Regions from separate parts of the Mus musculus genome. Here region 1 is linked to region 2. The links are chromatin loops, found by intact Hi-C in ENCODE. Cell type or tissue: left cerebral cortex. All regions are shown on one strand. Each heading gives the region's core, and the rest is flanking DNA. Links, peaks and the distances in the headings are about the cores only.

Evidence for each region. Hi-C counts contacts between places; a loop is a spot of excess contacts. Peaks named below come from ENCODE experiments on the same cell type or tissue, not always from the same donor. Only the 100,000 strongest peaks of a DNase experiment are listed, where the experiment ranks them.
Region 1: it touches region 2 in a loop (11-fold over the local background); 4 of 42 quality-filtered maps call a loop at or near these places.

What each region holds. Positions count from the first base shown.
Region 1 is chr10:22,693,175-22,703,138 of GRCm38, forward strand. It overlaps Slc2a12 (solute carrier family 2 (facilitated glucose transporter), member 12), which reads left to right. Exons shown (of 5, transcript NM_178934.4): 4 at 820-952; 5 at 8,848-9,964. The coding sequence ends at 9,001. Among named protein-coding and RNA genes, the nearest start is that of Mir7663, 31 kb to the right of the region's middle. In left cerebral cortex, for the core only: no CTCF peak of the experiment used is centred there; DNase peaks (open chromatin) are centred at 3,917, 4,235, 5,604, 6,775 and 2 more places; H3K27ac peaks cover 2,887 bases.
Region 2 is chr10:22,625,554-22,635,517 of GRCm38, forward strand. No RefSeq gene overlaps it. Among named protein-coding and RNA genes, the nearest start is that of Slc2a12, 14 kb to the right of the region's middle. In left cerebral cortex, for the core only: no CTCF peak of the experiment used is centred there; DNase peaks (open chromatin) are centred at 6,148, 6,632 and 7,240; H3K27ac peaks cover 1,077 bases.

The DNA of each region.
Region 1 (9,964 bases), core at 607-8,606, 67 kb after region 2:
CTCTCTCTCTCTCTCTCTCACACACACACACACACACACACACACACACACACACACACACACACGAGACAGAGACAGAGAGACAGAGAAAGACAGAGACAGAGTCAGACAGACAGAGACAGAGATGGAGACAGAGACAGACAGAGACAGAGAGAGGACTAAAAATGGCAACAAATGGCCTGAATCTTTGCAGGAAGACTAGTTGATATCCTAGATGAGCTAAGGACAAGGCAGACTCTTGAATAGATTTTTTTTTTTTAGCATGAATCCTGGGAAAACAGATTCTTTTTTTTCCCCAGTGGTAGTTGTCTTTCTGGGAACTGACTATGTAGTAGAGTCTGGCCTGAACTCATGGCAATCCTCTTGTGTAAGCATCCTCTCTCAGCTGGTATTATAGGCACAAGCTATTATACACAACCAGATCTAATTCATTTTTAAGTCCTGGACTGATCAAAAATATTCTACTTGAGATGTCTAAAGATCTCTATGTATTTTCAAAGATCAAGTTTTCAATCATGGATGAGAGTGATTTAAGAGATATGAGTCTTCTTTTCCTTGGCAATAAGCCTTTGGATTTCGGCAGTTAACAAGTTGTTAAGACAGCTCTTTGTATTTTACTTGAGAGGGCTGGGGGAGGGGGGTACTATAAAACAAAATGAACCTGGCCCTCTTCTGAATTTGTAAATCTCACTTCCGTGGAGAGTTTTACCATGCACAAGGATACACATGGCTTTCCATAGGCTCTGAGAAGTGATGCTCAGAAATGAGATCAATGTAGCACAGAATACGTTTCTAATCACTCTCTTTTGTCCTTTATAGATCTTATTGGTTTGTCATGGGTATGCTTCATATACACAATCATGAGTCTGGCATCGCTGGCTTTTGTTGTTCTGTTTATACCTGAGACTAAGGGATGCTCTTTGGAACAAATATCAGTGGAGCTAGCAAAGGCGTAAGTATTTGTATCCTTGGTCTTTGTTTGAAGTGCAGTTTTTACATACAATTAATTAAATAAACATCTGAAGTTATTTTAGGATATTTCCTTTGCTGTAAGACTGTCTACCTGATCCCACTGCCCCAACCGTGTCCTTGATGTGTGTGAACTTTTGTTCATTGATATACAAGACTTTTAAATCTCTATTCAGTGATGAGCAATAATCCCAAGCTGGGCGTGGTACTAAAAGCCGGTGATCCTAGCACCTCAGAGGTGAAGCCAAGGGGACTGAGTTTGAGGTGACCCTTAGCCTCACATCAGTGTTAGGCCAACTTAAAGAGACCTCGCCTCAACCTTCCTCTCTCCCCCAAGAAAGAAGTCTTCATTTCTAGCTCCTCACTCAGGAGGCTGGCTTTGTTTGAGGTTCTAGGTAAAGGCTGGGATATGATGCCTGTCCTGGGCTAAGACCATGGATAGCTTCAGCGCTTCATCTAAAACAGGCTCAAGGGTCTTTTGTGCCCAAACCCTTACGGCTACGATTAGTAGAAGAACTCTTGGTGCTAAATGTCTATAATTCCTTATAATGTGGTACATTCAAGTTAATTTTAGTGAAGGTTAGAAGTGTCTTACACGGTTAGGCAGTTAGAGTTAAATTCCAGGCACTTAAGTGGGTTACACATGGAGAGATGAAATAACTAATGGAACTGGCAAGTGGGGCCATGAACAACTTTCAGAGCAGGGCACCAAGTTCTAACTGATCAGGCCCCAGGGAAGTGGTGGCAATAGTCTAGGAGTGGAGGGGAACGTGTTCTCCTTAGGATTCAATTAGAAATGGGGTCAGGGTTAGTCCTCAGCTTTACTGCAAAGGAGGAAACTGGACAATAGTTTTTAATAGGTTGTGACTTCTCTTTTAAAAATAATGCTCAGGCACTGAGGAGACATAGACGGTAGCAGGAACTATGACAGTGACCCCCTAGGCTTCATCTCAGGCAAGCTCCAGGGTGACTGATGAGCTGATAGTGGAACTATGTGTGCAGATACAAAGGCCGGCCAGTTAGTCCTGTGTTAGCCTAGGCTGGAGTGAGGAGACTCCCGGAAAACTTTCACTTTGTGTTGCTGACCCTTGGTATGGTTACAGTCTTTAAAACAGTTGACCTCCGCCGGGCGTGGTGGTGCACGCCTTTAATCCCAGCACTTGGGAGGCAGAGGCAGGCAGATTTCTATGTTTGAGACCAGCCTGGTCTATAGAGTGAGTTCCAGGACACAGAGAAAAACCTGTCTTGAAAAACTGAAAAAAAAAAAAAAAAAAAAAAAAAGAAGCTCATGGGGGCTGGGATAGGTTGTGCACAGGAATGTTGCATTCAGTGCTGTGCTATGAAGGTAACGTGCCTTTGAGACTGGGAAATGGGCCCAGAACAAAGGGGGGTCAGGAAGAGTCTCTGACTATCTTAGTAAAGAATTTTTACTTTAAAGGAAGTAGTGGTTATTTTTGTTGTTGTTTCGTTTTTGTAGTGTGTAGTGTATGTGGAATATGCACACGTGTTGGGATACTTGTGCCGAGAGTATACATATGGAGGTCAAAGCTGGACTTTGCCACCTTCCTCTATTGATCGCCACTGTATTCCCTTGAGCTAGGGTCTCTCAATGAACTCGATGTTCACTGTTTTGGCTAAGCTGGATGGCCCGGATCCTCTCGGCTCCACCCCTCAGTGTTAGGGCTGCAGGCATGCTTAGCCATGCCCAACGTCTACATACGTGCTGAAGATTTCAACTCAAGCCCCCACCTTTATACGGAAAATGCTCTTATCCACTGAGCCACCCCACCCCTCTAGAGGAAGTGTTTAAAACAAAAGGAGATGAAGTGGCCAGAGTTTAGAAGGAATGCTCTGGCAAAATAGGAAGGATGGACATAGAAGTGGCTGAATAGAAGGAGCTATTTGAGATGGTTGATGGGAAGGCATGAAGCTGGTCAGGGTTCACGCTCTCTTTTCCTGGGCAAGAGAGCCCAGGAAACTGGAATCTCTACAGGAAGGATGGCTGAGGGAAAGGAGGCAACTAGAACAGCTCTCAGGCTTGCAGAACCAATCCAGTATGTACGTGACATTGAAGGTGGCAAGATGTCGGGGACGAGGGGCAGGTTTGGCTGAGGGTCTGTTGTGGAGGTTGGGGTTAGCCCTGAGCTCCATCTGTACAGATCTCCTCTGTGGCGCTCAAGACGCGCAGTGGACGGAATGTGAGCAGGCACAGGAATCCTGGACTCCGGAGAAACAGCTTTCAAGATACAGATCTGGTAGTCAACACAGGGCTGCAGGTACTTGGTACGTGGGCAGCGGCAGGGTGAGAAAGGTTGGCAGGGCCCAGGCTTTTGGCAGCCATCTAAGAACAATATTAGAAACCATCAGTGCAGAAGAGGCTGGCTTGAGCAGGCAAGAGATCTGAGGCTTGCCTTTTGTTGCGTGCATGGTTAATCCAGTTTATGAATATATACTTTGAATTACCCAACTCCTAACCCAAGGCATAAAATGTGTTTTACAAGTTTGTTAAAGAAAAAAAAAAAGTCTTGTGAACAATAGTAAGTCTGTTAAGATGGAATTGCCGAGCGAACCGTTACTTTCCTTTAACAAACAAAAGTAAGGACTTACTATCCATCACACTGTAGTTCCTCCCAAAAGTCTCAACTTTTAAAACTTTTCTCATTAAGCAACTTTCGGGTAGGGTTGTCAAATAGAGCAAAGCGTAAATCTTAACGATTTGAAGACAGCATTAAGAAATACCTAATTTTTCTGTTTAATGGTCTTCTAGAATGCTCCTTGAGAGCATAGGATTTGGGTATCCAAAGCTCAGCAGAACTTATTCAGCATTCTGGGAGGGGGAGAACAGTAAGAGAGTACACGCCGGACTTACTGTCTGTGAGACCCACATTTGGTTCTTTTGAGTCATGCAGTTACTCAGCACCTCAGCTGGCACCGTCGGAGGCAGTCTGAGGCAGTTGAAAACTAGGAGCGGTCCGAAGCAAAGTTACTGTGACCCCCTCAACACTATGGTGACAGATAACAGGCAAGGGCATGAGGGTGGGCAGCAGAGAAGTTGGAAGAAGGTGGCCTGTGGCTTAAACACAGCACTAGCAAGGCAGTACCTATCCGGTGCATGCTACAGGGGGACCCCCAGAAGGAGCTCTGAAAGGAAATTCCTTCAACTCCTCATCTCACAGTCCTAAAGAGCCGAAAGCTTTTCCCTGCTTGGTGCAGTCAGTCGAGAAATGCTTTTAAAATAAAAATGTGTAAGCAGCTTGAGTTATGTAAACCGACAAGAAAGGTTTGAAGCATATGTTAAGCAAGGGTCCCTGGAGAGAAATGTCAGAGACAGAAATCTGTGGTATGAGTAGATTATCACATTAACTAAGGAAATGTAGGGCAGTGGGAAGCCCATGGAACTTGCTAGTCCATGGAAACTGAAGCCAAGCGATGGAGGAGGGCTACTGCTGAGCTGAAGGAGTCTTCTGGAATCTAGAAGTTAATAAAACAAGCCAATCAACTTTTGTCACCATGAAAATCAGTTCTGATGTGCAAATCCCAATAGTTTTCCTAAGGAGTAAGAAAGTTAACTATAACATCACATTAATTTTAAATTTGATACTACTGTACATTGCTTAATATTTCCCCCTCTATTTAGAGTTGGTCCCCATCCCAGCCTGTTTTTACAAAGCTGATAAAACAAGTATTCTTCCAAGGATGCTAAATTCCTTATAAAATAAATAGTGACTCAGCTGAGAGTCAGGAAACATAGCTGCTATCATGTAATTTGAAAGGGTTTTGTTTTTAATATCGGCCTTGACAACTACAACCCCCCCCCCAGTGGGATGCTTGCTATATTCAGTTTCTTCAAATGTGATTTTCCTTCCTTTCTTCCCCCAACGTAGGTGAAAACAAACCAGTAAATGTTTTATAGTTTAGTTCTGAAGTCTTTTTTACTATTAGCCAGTCAATGTGATTTGTCCATTCCTGTAGGCAAACGAACTGCTTCTAAATACTGAGAGCGTGAGAGATGGATCTGTCAGTTATGTGTGTGCCACGCAAACATGTTTGTCCCCAGCATACGTGAAAAGTGGGGTGGTAGCAATGAATGCTTGCAATCCCAGCATTGGGAAGGAGAAGACAGGACAGGATCCCTGAAGCTTGCTGGTCAGCCAATCCACTCAGACCTGTGAGTTCCAGGTTCAGTGAGAGGCCCTGGGTGTACATGTGAGATATCCAGTATCGCCACAGAGCACACATACAAAGGCACACAGTAAATAAATGAACAAATATATATTTATTAAGCAACTATTATGTATGCATCAGACACTGCTGAAGGTTCTGTAACCAAACTATGAATGAGAAAAAACAATACTCCCAGGATAAGAAAAATGTGCTGACTAGTGTTTGGGTGTGGCAGGCTTCCGAAGGCTGTGCTAAGATAACCTTTAAGATTCGGCTCAGGAAGGTAGGGGTACAAAGAATGCAGGCAGAGAGCAGCAGCTAGTCCAGAGGCTAACTCAAACAGGTTTAACCTGTTTCTGGAAGGGCAAGAACTCTTTAAGAGGTCACAGTCCTGGGATTGATAAGGCAGGCTGAGGGAGGAGTTGCTCTACCTGCAGTGGGAGAGTGGACAGTGACATGCCAGGACTGGCATTTCGGGCCAGGTAGGTCATGAGCAGCCCGAGGCGTAGGGACGCTCACAAGCACAGGGCTGGCTTCAGGTGGCCCTTCATGCTGCAGGGCAGCACAGATCTCTAGTCTTCTGTCCTAGCCACTGTCTGGTGTTGTACACACACCACCAGCCTCCCTCCAGGTTCAAGTGCCAATTCTGTATTCCTATGACATCAGCCCCCTCATACCCCTTCCCCCCCCTTTTCTAAGACTTCTGCTTGCTTCTCCACTCTCCCCGTTTTTATCTTTGTACTTTTTATCAGCATGAATACAGACTTGCAGAGATTTTCCACCTGCCCCCCAATCTCGATGCCTTCTCCTCCTCCTCCTCCTCCTCCTCCTCCTCCTCCTCCTCCTCCTCTTCCTCCTCCTCCTCCTCTTTCTTCTTCTTCTTGATACGGCTCCATGAATCCCTGGCTTGTCTTTAACTCATTCCATGGCTGAGAATAACCTTGAACATCATACCCTCTTGCAAGTGCATTGATTACAGGTGTGTACCACCATATCCGGTTTATACGGTGCTGGGGATTGAAGTCAGGGCTTCTTGTACGCTAGGCAAATAATCTGCCAACCAAGCTACATACTGCTTCTCCCTAGCTTCTAAAAAGGGTATTTTAGTGCCATTTTTCTTCCAAATTTGCCAGTTCTTTCTTTATAGCAAAGCTCTTTATCCATTCTGCTCATTTCCCTTCTCTTCAGCCTGCTCCAGTGAGACCTCTATGCACTTCCCTGGAAACGGTCCTAACGAACGCAGGGGCCAGTCCTCAGCTCGTGCTTCAGTGGGGTATGCGACCCTTTCTGAATAGCTTTACCGCACCCATATGAGGACCTACCTTCTCATTGTGCCACCTCTCCCTGCACACCTGTCCTCGCCTGGCTCCACGCCATCTCTGTGGTGAGCGTGGACTTCCTCCCACGTCTCTTCTCTCACACTCACTGCCTCATCTGGGCCAATGTCATGCCCTCTGCACCACGTGTACCAGGAGCTGAAATTAATCCACCTCCATCTCTCCTAACCTGGAGGTGTGCCTTGCTTATAATCTCCCTTCGTGTGAAGATAAGCTAAGCATGCTAGTAAGTTCACCCACTGGCTCCCGCCCTACTTTTCTCATTTGATGTGTCTTCCTTTTCTTTGCTGGAGTCTTTCATCTCTTCCCCACACCCTACCTCCAGAGCAGACCATACCTCCAGAGTGGGCTGTGCTGGCTCCCTTTGTCATCCCTTTGTTCCAGTCCCCTGGGGTTTGTCACATGGAGGAAAAGCAATGCAGTTCACACTTCCTACTGCTCCACTCAGGCCAGCAGCTGTTCCTCATGTCCTTCCCCGAGGCAGCTATCTGCCCTAGTGCCACTTCCCTTTTTCCTGCCAGCTAGAAGACTGGAGTTAAGAATACTTGTGAACTGCCATGTACGTACTGGGAACCGTGCAGAGGTTCTCTGCTCGAGCAACAGATGCTAATGGGCGAACCCCATCCGACAGGAGCTTTTAGTTTGCTGCTGTTTCCCATCCTGGAGGACAGTCTCCTGGCTTGTAAAGCTTTCTATTGAATGCATTAACAAATGAACAGGAGAACTGGATATGGGAGCGAGCCATGGCCCAGGAAACTTCTAAGCTTTTGAGGCATAGATACTGCAGCCTGAAGGGGCCTAGGCTTCAAGGTACAGGGGTAGTTAGAATAATCTTAGATGTATTAATTTGGAGATGTTCATTAGAGTTACAGAAGTTGGCAGCAGAATGTGAATGTTAACTCTGTAAGTCTTTATAGAGTTGAATGTTGGAGGCCATTGACCTCATGAAACCAGATGAGAGCATTCATCTGAAACAGAGGAGAATGAGGCCAAGACTGAACCAAGCCCTCCATCAGAGATCAGAAGAAAGAGATCACCAAGGTCTGAGAGGCCAAAGATGAGGAAACCCGAGGGAACATGTATTTCCAAAGCCAAGAGGTGTTCCAAGGCAGCGTAGACTGAAAGGTCAGACATCTCAGGCTTGGGACTCCAGGAGGCTCAGGAGCTGGGGCTGACGCTGCTGTCTCAGTGGGGAGGACATCTGGCTCTGCCGTGGAGAACAAATGTACAGGGTGACCTTTCACTGATTGTCACTGGTCCCTTCTCTAGCTCCTGTTCTCAAGTACCGTGCTCAACAGACTAGGTCTCCAGTCCTTCCCCAGGACTCTGAAGGCCGATGCTTGCCACCCACATCTTCACTTCCTCTCTTGCTTGGCTCAGATTCTCTCCTCCTTGACGCTTCCTGTCATTCAGGAAAACCTAGCTCTCATCAACACCTCTCAGCTTATTTTAGCCCTAATCTGAAAAGCAAATGCTATATGACCAGTCTCGTGCAAGGTTAGGGACGTAACCCCGACACAGCGCTGTAGGATGCCCTGCCACCCGGAGCAGTTCCCTGAGGAAGCAGCCCTTTCTGCTCTTTGAGATACTTCAATACCACCTCCCACTTTCTGTCGTGGCTCTCTTGGTCAATGCCTTTTGTGGTGATCATGCTTTCTGTCCCTCCACCCCCACCCCGTCCATCCAAGTACTGTGCCAGTGCATTCTGGGATTCTGCATAAGGACTCCCAACTTGACCTCCAGGAATTATGGGTTGCTGAGCAATATATAATCCCTATGGAAACCCTTGCTCTGTCCCCCATTCTGTTTTCTCATCAGCTTTACACCCCCAAATCACATGCTTTTGTGCTTGTCTATGAAAGCACAAGCCCTTGGAAGCTAGTTTTATCCAACTCCACCCACTCTGCCTACTGTGACCCATTTCATCCCTGTGGAAGAGAGAAAGGTTCACAGGCGCTCCCTTCCTGGTAAATAAAAGGGTACAGCATATTTTATGCAGATGGAAGTAATTTATGCTGTAGAAAAGGGGAACAGAAGGTGGAATATTGGCATAATAGGGAGCTAGAAAATGCAAGAACATGAGTCACGATTAGGGGTGAAGTCAGCCCCTTTTGGAGTCTTGGCCTGTACAGAGGGGTGCTGTGGCCATGTTCTGAGAGGATGGCTGCCCCAGTTTACTCTCTGCATGAGATGGAGCAGAGGCCAAAGGTATGTATCACAGTTCTCAAGCACATTAAGGCTTCACAGTAAAAACGTTTTTCCATGAACTAAACCATGACAACCCCAGGGCGATTTTAAAAATAATACGCTGCAGATTTCTTTCAAGTACTATATAAACGAAGAATGACATTTTCATTAGCGCCTCTCTCTCTTTCAGGAACTATGTGAAAAACAACATTTGTTTTATGAGTCATCACCAGGAAGAATTAGTGCCAACACAGCTTCAAAAACGAAAGCCCCAAGAGCAGCTCCCAGAGTGTAACCACCTGTGTGGAAGGGGACAGTCACAACGGCCCTCGCCAGACACCTAACGGGCTCCAATCCCTACGTGTGGCACAGTGGCAGGACTTACAGGGTCTCTGCCATGTTCTCTCCTCACTGTCATGGAGAAGTTAGAAAGACCACCATTAATTCCTCTTCCCAAAACAGACTTTTGCCAAAAGGTACAAGAGGCACCAATGTCCTGATGTATCAGGTCAAGCAAACAATACTGGCAGGTTCAATGCCTTCAACTTTTTCTCTAGTTCAGCTTTTGAAAAGACTACATACATTCTAGTGATGAGGCCTGGCTCTGCCTTAAGCTGTCTGTGTAGGATGCCACTTACAGCTTGGTACTCAAGACACAGTGGTGTTCTGGGCAGGCACTTACCACGTGTGCCTCTGAAGACACTGTGTGGATGATTTCATTGCATCTACGTTGTAGTTTAGGATGGTGTCTTGAATAAGACTTTAGTTGGCATTCAAGTCCACCAGTACAAAGATTATGCAGCTTATACATCACACATGAGACACTTGTTAATCAAAGTACTCTTTTGTAAGTTTTATGTCAATTTTTAAAACTCTAAGATAAACCATTTTCCATTTCTTTTTAAAAATTGAGTAGAAAGATTAATTTAAAATTCCTGGGACCATATTTATTTAGAAATAGCTGTTAGTAAATATTAGACAAGGAGTCCGGACATAATATTTATCCAGATCTCTAAGCAGTTAGCTTTAAATTATACAGTAAAAATCTCTAAGAGTTGTCTCCTGGGAAGGCTTTCGTGGTAACCTGTCACAGCCCACCTTCCTGCACTTCTTCCCTGCCCTCAGGAATCACTCTACCTCAGGCTACAGACAGAGGGATGGCCCTGACCTCAGGCCAGGTACCTTCCTTTCTGTGATGAGCAGTGATGGAGAGCCACGCCAGCAAGGTGGCTTTTACCCACGGGATGCGCTTCTCTGGCCTGCTTTTTCCATTTGAGTTTTAAGATTTGACAAAGCATTTCACCGAG
Region 2 (9,964 bases), core at 1,186-9,185:
CAGAGAACTCCTAAACCTGATAAACAGCTTCAATGAAGTAGCTGGATATAAAATAAACTCAAACAAGTCAATGGCCTTTCTCTATACAAAGAATAAACAGGCTGAGAAAGAAATTAGGGAAACAACACCCTTCTCAATAGTACAAATAATATAAAATATCTTGGCGTGACTCTAACTAAGGAAGTGAAAGATCTGTATGATAAAAACTTCAAATCTCTGAAGAAAGAAATTAAGGAAGATCTCAGAAGATGGAAAGATCTCCCATGCTCATGGATTGGCAGGATCAACATTGTAAAAATGGCTATCTTGCCAAAAGCAATCTACAGATTCAATGCAATTCCCATCAAAATTCCAACTCAATTCTTCAACGAATTGGAAGGAGCAATTTGCAAATTTGTCTGGAATAACAAAAAACCTAGAATAGCAAAAAGTCTTCTCAAGGATAAAAGAACTTCTGGCGGAATCACCATGCCAGACCTAAAGCTTTACTACAGAGCAATTGTGATAAAAACTGCATGGTACTGGTATAGAGACAGACAAGTAGACCAATGGAATAGAATTGAAGACCCAGAAATGAACCCACACACCTATGGTCACTTGATCTTCGACAAGGGAGCTAAAACCATCCAGTGGAAGAAAGACAGCATTTTCAACAATTGGTGCTGGCACAACTGGCTGTTATCGTGTAGAAGAATGCGAATCGATCCATACTTATCTCCTTGTACTAAGGTCAAATCTAAGTGGATCAAGGAACTTCACATAAAACCAGAGACACTGAAACTTATAGGGGAGAAAGTGGGGAAAAGCCTTGAAGATATGGGCACAGGGGAAAAATTCCTGAACAGAACAGCAATGGCTTGTGCTGTAAGATCGAGAATTGACAAATGGGACCTAATGAAACTCCAAAGTTTCTGCAAGGCAAAAGACACCATCAATAAGACAAAAAGACCACCAACAGATTGGGAAAGGATCTTTACCTATCCTAAATCAGATAGGGGACTAATATCCAACATATATAAAGAACTCAAGAAGGTGGACTTCAGAAAATCAAATAACCCCATTAAAAAATGGGGCTCAGAACTGAACAAAGAATTCTCACCTGAGGAATACCGAATGGCAGAGAAGCACCTGAAAAAATGTTCAACATCCTTAATCATCAGGGAAATGCAAATCAAAACAACCCTGAGATTCCACCTCACACCAGTCAGAATGGCTAAGATCAAAAATTCAGGTGACAGCAGATGCTGGCATGGATGTGGAGAAAGAGGATCACTCCTCCATTGTTGGTGGGAGTGCAGGCTTGTACAACCACTCTGGAAATCAGTCTGGCGGTTCCTCAGAAAACTGGACATAGTACTACCGGAGGATCCAGCAATACCTCTCCTGGGCATATATCCAGAAGATGCCCCAACTGGTAAGAAGGACACATGCTCCACTATGTTCATAGCAGCCTTAATTATAATAGCCAGAAGCTGGAAAGAACCTAGATGCCCCTCAACAGAGGAATGGATACAGAAGATGTGGTACATCTACACAATGGAGTACTACTCAGCTATTAAAAAGAATGAATTTATGAAATTCCTAGCCAAATGGATGGACCTGGAGGGCATCATCCTGAGTGAGGTAACACATTCACAAAGAAACTCACACAATATGTACTCACTGATAAGTGGATATTAGCCCCAAACCTAGGATACCCAAGATATAAGATATAATTTGCTAAACACATGAAACTCAAGAAGAATGAAGACTGAAGTGTGGTCACTATGCCCCTCCTTAGATTTGGGAACAAAACACCCATGGAAGGAGTTACAGAGACAAAGTTTGGAGCTGAGATGAAAGGATGGACCATGTAGAGACTGCCATATCCAGGGATCCACCCCATAATCAGCATCCAAACGCTGACACCATTGCATACACTAGCAAGATTTTATTGAAAGGACCCAGATGTAGCTGTCTCTTGTGAGACTATGCCGGGGCCTAGCAAACACAGAAGTGGATGCTCACAGTCAGCTAATGGATGGATCATAGGGCTCCCAATGGAGGAGCTAGAGAAAGTAACCAAGGAGCTAAAGGGATCTGCAACCCTATAGGTGGAACAACATTATGAACTAACCAGTACCCCGGAGCTCTTGACTCTAGCTGCATATATATCAAAAGATGGCCTAGTCGGCCATCACTGGAAAGAGAGGCCCATTGGACTTGCAAACTTTATATGCCCCAGTACAGGGGAACGCCAGGGCCAAAAAGGGGGAGTGGGTGGCCAGGGGAGTGGGGGTGGGTGGATATGGGGGACTTTTGGTATAGCATTTGAAATGTAAATGAGCTAAATACCTAATAAAAAATGGAAAAAAAAATATGTACTCTTCCATGTTCTTGTCACGGAGGTGTGAGTGTGTATGTGTGTGCACATGAAAAAAAAAAAAAAGGAATAGCTATGTAGCATCTTAGAGTGTTACCAGGAACTTTTGGGAGCTCCATGTAGGCTGTTTATGTGTTACCATGGAAACTGGGGACTCCCCTTGGGATCTTAATCTTATTCATAAGAGATTTTAAAAACAGACTCATTAGGATACCCAAGGGCAATTTTATTAGCATTTGAGAGAAAGCAACAGAGAGGGTGAGCTGCTCAGAGGAGATGAAAAAGATGAAAAGAAAGAGTCTTGTGGTGTATGAGTTAGGCTAGCATGTTTAGCAGCAGAGGCTTAGCAAGCAGTCACAGGATAGCTAGCAGCTATGTGGCAAAAACCAGTAGGCTTTAGCTAGGATCTAAAAGAAAGACAGAAAAGAAGTAAATGGTATGCCCTTAGTTAAGACAGACTTGGAGGAGCTGCACCAAGGTGGCTTTGTAAGTGACTGGGCTGAGGGAAGTTTCAGAAAAGATACATTGTCTCATTAAAGGGTAATTACTCCTTTCCTTTTGTTAGCTTTCTTTAGATGTAACAACCTTTGGATTAAGTATTTTTATTTTATGCAAACGAGTTTTTTTTTCCCTGGCATATACGCTGCACATGGTGTGTGTGAGTTACACGTGGATGCTGGAGAAGGACCTCAGATTCATTGGAACCGGAGTAGGTACTAGGAACAGAGCCCAAGTCCTCTGCAAGAGCAGTAAGGGCTCTTGATCACTAAGCTGGCTCTCTAACCCAAGCTACCCTTGAGTGATGAGATGACAGTATGAAATTTTGTAATATTTGGAGCAGGTCAGAGGGCCATGTCTCTACCCAAGACCAGGCATATTCTGTTCTTTTGACTAAGCCTTACAAAGCAGTTCTGCTGATGTTTACTAGGGGGTGGGGGTGGGGATGGGAAGTGGGGGGGTGGGGGAGTTGGGATACAAAGTAGCCTCTAAGGCTACCTTAACAGAAAGAAAACAAGATCAGACTTTCCATTCATGCTTGGGCTCAGCCCCAGGTTCCAGGCTACATTATCCAGTTATCACTGCAGGCTGTTGCAAGCCTACATCTGTTGACTAGGGGATGGTGTATGCTAGCTGGCAGGCTGTTGCAAGCCTGCCCCTTGGCTAAAGCAAAGTATAAGTTCATTGGCAGGCCCGGAAAATTGCTATTTCCCAGAAGAATGTTATAGGAATATTGCCAAAATGAGGGCACTTGGCTTTGGGCAAACATCTAGGCCCTTTACCCAAAGTCAATATATGTCTCCTTGTCTTAGAGCTGAGTAAACTGAATTTATAGAGATCATTTCATTTTCTAAAAGTCCAAAAATAAAGATAAAACATTAGAATTTATGTCATCTTACCCTTGATTGGTTCTTTCTTAATGTGGCTTTCTGCATCAGTGGAACTCTTGGCAGTAATAGCAGCTATCATTTACTGGGGAGCACTATGTTCAAATATTGGCTTAAATCCTGCTTCTGCATTAGCTAAGTTAATCCTTTTGCGAAGTCCGTGAGATGGATGGGCATCATTATTATCCCATTATAGAGATGGGGAGGAATCTGGAGCATAAAGAGGCCCCAGAGCTACCAGTGGTATAGGCATTATGAAAACCAAGTCCCAGAATCTTCAAACGACCTGGTAATGACTCCACACAAGGTCAAGGTAGGGTTTCATGGTGTGAGTCCTCTCCTCTTCATCCTGTTCTTCTGGACAGGGTTCAACAAATAGTTAGTGAGCAACTCAAAATTTCAGACACCCTGGAGGAATGTGAACAAGGTGGTCATGACCTTACCTCAATACTATTAGAGGCTGCCTAGAGACTATTAATGGTGGAAACAGAATGGTGAGTTATTATACCACTCTCCTCTGGACTCCGGTTGGTAATACAGCCCTGGGAGCTGAGAAAAGGGATGGATGACCCACCCTGGAAGACAGGAGGCTAGTGATGGCTACGGTACCTGAAAAATGCGCACAGGAAGGGATCAACTAGGAGAGAAAAAGAATGTGTCACCTACCCATTCCATTCCAAGTACCAGAAAGTATAAAATACAGCTGGGCCTCAGGGAAACCCCAAACCAACATCATGGTCATGGGACCACAGAGTTGCAGCTTCCTCCCATTGTCTCCTCGGTCACCTTCACATTTCCTGTGCTGCATATGCATGCGTACGTTATATACACCCATGTACATATGCATGTTCACATGTATGTGGGTACCCATGTGTGCATATGCATGTGGAAGCCCAAGATTGACATGAGGATCTTTCTCAGTCACTCTTCACCTTATTCCTTGAGGCAGGGTGTCTCACTGAGCCCAGCTTGGCAGGATAGACTGGCTAGCTTGCCTTAGGATGCCATCTTCACCCCCAAGCCGTAATAACAGACGAATCAGTAAACTCATCCAGCGTTTCCATGGTTTCTGAGGGTCCAGATTCTGGTCTTCATACTCACACAGCAGATACTTTGCTAACAGGGCCATCTTCCCAGACCTGACTCCTCATAATCTGTGTGTCTTCTGGCTACAGTAACTCTAGCTTCCACAAGCTTGGACCTTCCATGACCCTGGCTCTAGACCCCACACCAAACACTCTATTGACCCAAATACTCACCAATGTAACAGATACAGTACAGTGTCCCTGGTCACCTCCATTCTCCCCTCCAACCCACTGAGAAGTATAGAAATCTACACATCCAGGTTTCCTTGCTATGGGTTTCCAGGTACCAATTAGATGCACCCACATAAGGGAACATATGGTCAACAACAGGGGAGCTTCTGCTAGCCTCCAGGATCGAACAGACATGGGCTCCAGCACAGATAGCTTCTCATGAACAAAGTTTTGGATGCAGAGATTGTCTAGTCCTGGACCTGAAATAAAATGATAAATTTATATTCCCTCCCTCCCTCCCTCCCTTCCTTGTGGTATGGGGTGTGGTGTGTGTGTTTGTGGTGTGTGTGTGTGTGTATCTGTATGGCCTGTCACTTTCCACCTTAATTTTTCAAGACATAGTCTCTTGTTTTATCAGGAGAGTCCATTTTTGGCTATACTTGTTGGTGAGTAAAACACAGAAATCTGGCTAGCTCTGTCTCCCCATACCATGGTCACAGATGTGAGTTGACTACACCGCTTTTACATGTATGCTAGGAACTTGAACTCATGTCTTTATGCTTGCGTAGTAGGCATCTTACCTCCCCTCTACCCTGTGCTATGTAACAGAAGCCCTGACCCTGAATGGATCAGTAGATCCATTTGCCTCCACCACAGAGCGCTAGCTCCCTCCCTCTTATCTGCCTTTCTTCATTTTTTTTAGGGGCAGACAGTCTCCGTAGCCCAGATTGACCTCAAACTTGTAAGCTTCCTGTTTCTATCTCTCAACTGCTGTGTGTGTGTGTGGGGGGGGGGGGGCGCCTGGCTGAGGTGACATGTCCTGTCCTCAGTGCTCTACTTGGCAGCTTAGATGTAGGAGCTCAGCTGATGTGTCAGCTCTACATTGTCCTGAGACATGATCCCAAATGCTTGTAATCTGAGTTTTCAGACCTTACAATAGTATATTATAAATCCTCTAATTCCTGTGTTGACTTCCCTTCTGCTTCAAGGTCCGACTAGCTCTGACTGACACACCTACGCTGAAACTTTCTTCAGGGGGAAATAACCTGAAAAAAGTACTTCCAGCTCTCGCTTTGCCTCTCTGCCCACAGAATATCTTTGCCTTGGTTTGTTCAGTTTTACTGGAAGAGGTGGAAGCAAATGGGAGACTCAGTAAGTAATAAGAGGAGAACATCTGCGGGGGAGAGGGCTGAGCAGAGAGGCGTGGGCTTGCTCAGCGGAGTCCAGGGTGCAACTAGATTGCAGAGCTAAACCAGAAAGATCTGAGTCTGCAAGACCAGCTCATACCGGGCCATGATGACATAGTGGAAGGTTCTGATGAGAGGTTGTGGTAAGCCTATACTCTAATGGCTGAGCCATCTCTCCTGCCACGGTGAAAGGTTTTAAAATTAAGTATTTTGATTTTAAGCCCTCCATGATGGTTCATGTCTAGAATCCCAGTACCCAGGAGGCAGAAGCCGAAATAGGTGAGGCCACTAAACCCCAGCCAGGTCTACCTATGAGCTGCAGGCAAGCCACAGCTACATACCAAGATCTTGTCTCAAATGAAACAAGACATCTAGATTTAGACTAAACCCTTCTTGGCTGCAATACGGGATCTGTTGAGGCAGAGAAGTCCTGTGCTGTGTGGTTGGCTGTCATGTGGGAGGTGGTAAGGCAGCCTGGATTTAGAGCGTGGCAGGGAGGATTTGCAAGTTGACCCAAGAGGTTTCTAGCAGGCAGAGTCGTCTGGAAAAAAAACCCATGTTTTCAAAACATATTCAAGGGGGCAGATCCAAGTTTTTAGGGCCTGAAGTTGATAACATGTATTGCTCATATATAGCACAAATAATAATTCAAAATTAAGTATGAAAGTGAATATTTCAATAAAATGCTATGGAACTATCAAGCATCCTAAAATTTGCAGGACTGAGGAATTGTCTGGTATACCTCTCTGGTGTTCTTCCCTTTGTGGTTGGCCTGAACCTTTGACTCTCTTTCAGAGCAGTGTTTCTGTGGCAGTTCCTTCTGTATAAGTGTTCCACCCTGACATGGCCTGGAGCCACAAACAAGGCAGGTCCACATGGAGAGCCATCATCCACTTCTTAGCCTTGTACTCTTCTCTGCTTCAGGAATGATGAGGTGGAGCATGCGCCACAAGGGTTGGAGTTATGGGCGCAGAACGGGGAGGGGGCTGGAAATAGCTATGTATATACAAGTATGCCCAAGAAGGCAAACTTAACCCACAGAAGTGACATAGACTACTATGAAAGAGGCTGAGGCACGAGGATTACAAGTTCCAGACTTGCCTGGGCAACTTAATGAGCCCGTGCCTCAAACAGTGAGAAAGAAGATTGGGAATTCAGCTCAGAGGTAGAGCTATGTTCCATGTGAAGCGTGAATGAGGCCTTAGCTTCAATCCCCAGTGCATAAAATAAGAGGAAGGGAAAAAGAACAGAGTAAAAAGAAAGCCAATATTTTCCAGCTTGATGCACCCAGTCAGCTCCAAAATAGTCCATGGCCACATTTTTAAAAAGTCACAAGAATAAACCTCAAGTCCTGTCCTTAACTGGATTGGGTACATACACAGTCTGTTATATTTGAATATGTTGCTTTTGTTCCAAACACATTGTCTACACAGCTGTCTCTGCTTAAACAAAACAAAACAAAAACAAAAACAAAAATACAAAAACAAATAAAATAACCCCCATTTCACCCTGGCTTTCCTAGAATAAAAAAAATAAAACCAGCCTTCCTGTGTCTTGGGGTTCCCTATTCTCTTCCTTTTCCCTTTCTTCCCCTCCCCCATCCCTTCCTCCTTTCTCTTTCTTTCCCCTTTGGGACAGGGTCTCACTATGTGACTTAGGCTAACCTGGAGCTTGGGATTCTTCCTCTCCTAGTCCTGACTGCTGGGATTTCCCATGTGCAGCTCTGTGTGTAACTTGAGGGTTATGTGTTTATAAAAAGATAAAGAGAGGAGGGGCTATGTTTTGGTGGGCGTGTGGTGAGGTGTGGGGGAAGCCCATGCTGAGGCATCCCTTCCCCTGAGGGACGAGCCACATGATGGTATAGTGTAGAATAGAATAGGCATGCGAAGGGGAGTTAAGAGGGTAGGGGGGAGGGAGGGAGAGAGAGAGAGAGGGAGGGAGAGAGAGAGAGAGAGAGAGAGAGAGAGAGAGAAGCCAGCCAGCCATGAGCATGTGCAGGGGGTGGGGGTGGGGAAGGAAAGGGAGAGGGGAGGGAGTGGGGAGAGAGGGGGAAAGGGGAGAGGGGACAGAGAGGGAACAGGAAGGCAAAGAGCAAGAAAGAGATGAGGGGGCAAGCAGCCCCTTTCATAGTGAGTCAGGCACACCTGGCTGTTGCCAGGTAACTGTGGGGTGGAGCCTAGACAAACAAAAACAAAAACAAACAAACAAAACGCTAACAGGGGTTCTCATTTCTGAAAACATTTGTCATGCAAAATTTGGTTAAATTAATTTGCTTTACTTTTCTTTTGTTAACCTGCCCTGTGTGAGTGTGTCTCTCTGTGTGTGTCTGTGTGTGTTTGTGTTTGTGTGAGTGTGTGGGTGTATGTCTGTGTGTGGGTGTGTCTGTGTGCGTGTCTATATGTGTGTCTGTGTCTGCGTGTGCATGTCTATGTGTCTCTGTGTGAGTGTGTGTGTGTGTGTGTGTGTGTGTGCATGCACATGTGGAGTGCAAATGTCCACCTCAGGTATTGCTCTTTAAAAGCTATCCATTCTAAGACAAAGTATTTTTCTTTTCCTTTCTTTTTCTTTTTTTTTTTTAAAGATTTATTTATTTATTTACTTATTTTATATGAGTACACTGTCACTGTCTTCAGACACACCAGAAGAGTGCATCAGATCCCATTACAGGTGGTTGTGAGCTACCATGTGGTTGCTGGGAATTGAACCCAGGACCTCTGGAAGAGCAGTCAATGCTCTTAACTGCTGAGCCATCTCTCCAGCCCAGCAAAGTATTTTCTAAGACAAAGCCTATATTTATACCCACTGTTTAGGCTAGGCTGTCTGGCCAGCAAGCACTAGGGATCTCTATTTCTGAAGCACTGGAATTAAAAGGAAATACATAGAAAAAAAAAGTATGTGTATGTGTGTGCATTTGTGTGTATATACATATTTTCATTTAAAAATCATTTATTTTTTGAGAGTATAGTATAATTACATCATTTTCCCCATTTCTTTGTCTACCTTCCAAACCCTCCCATTTACTTCTCCTTGCTCTTTTTCAAATTCACAGGCTCATTTCTCATTAATTGTTATTATATGTACATATGATGTATATAACATATATGTATACTCTAACTTTCTATACAGAACCTGCTTGCCTGTATAATTACGTGTATATATGTTTTCAGGGCTGACTGGTATGGGATAACCAACTGATGTGCTTTCCCCTGAAGAAGACTGTGTCTCCCGCTCTCCGCACTCCTTAGTTGCCTGTAGTTCCTTGTGGAGGTGGGGGCCTCTTGGGCTTTCTCTCATCCACGGTAGATGTCTGTTCATCAGCTCGTGTTTAGTCGTGTTGGTGAGATTTTATGGGTATAGCTTGTGACGTTCCTAGAAGACACAACCTCACAGTTTTTCAGGGTTTTGCAATCTTTCTGGTGTAAAAACTACTGTAGATGTACCCGTTGGGACTAAGCTCCATAACTCTGCATTTTGACTGGTTGTGGTTTTCTGTAATGGTCTCCGTCTATTGCAAAGAAACGTTCCTTTGGTGAGGGGTGAGGAGTGTATTCATCGGTGGGTATAAGGACGAGCATTTCGAGTGTAGTTAGGGGTTATGCTGGTTTAGTAAAGTGGTGGTTGTAGGTTCTCGTCTAAGATCCGTGACTTCACTAGCCCAGTGTAGTAGGCTAGGTGTCCAGTCCCAGGCATTTTCTCCTTGCTGAGCAGGTCTCATGTTCAATTAGAGAGCAACTGGTTACTGCCAAAGTATGGGTGCCAGTTAGAGCTATCATG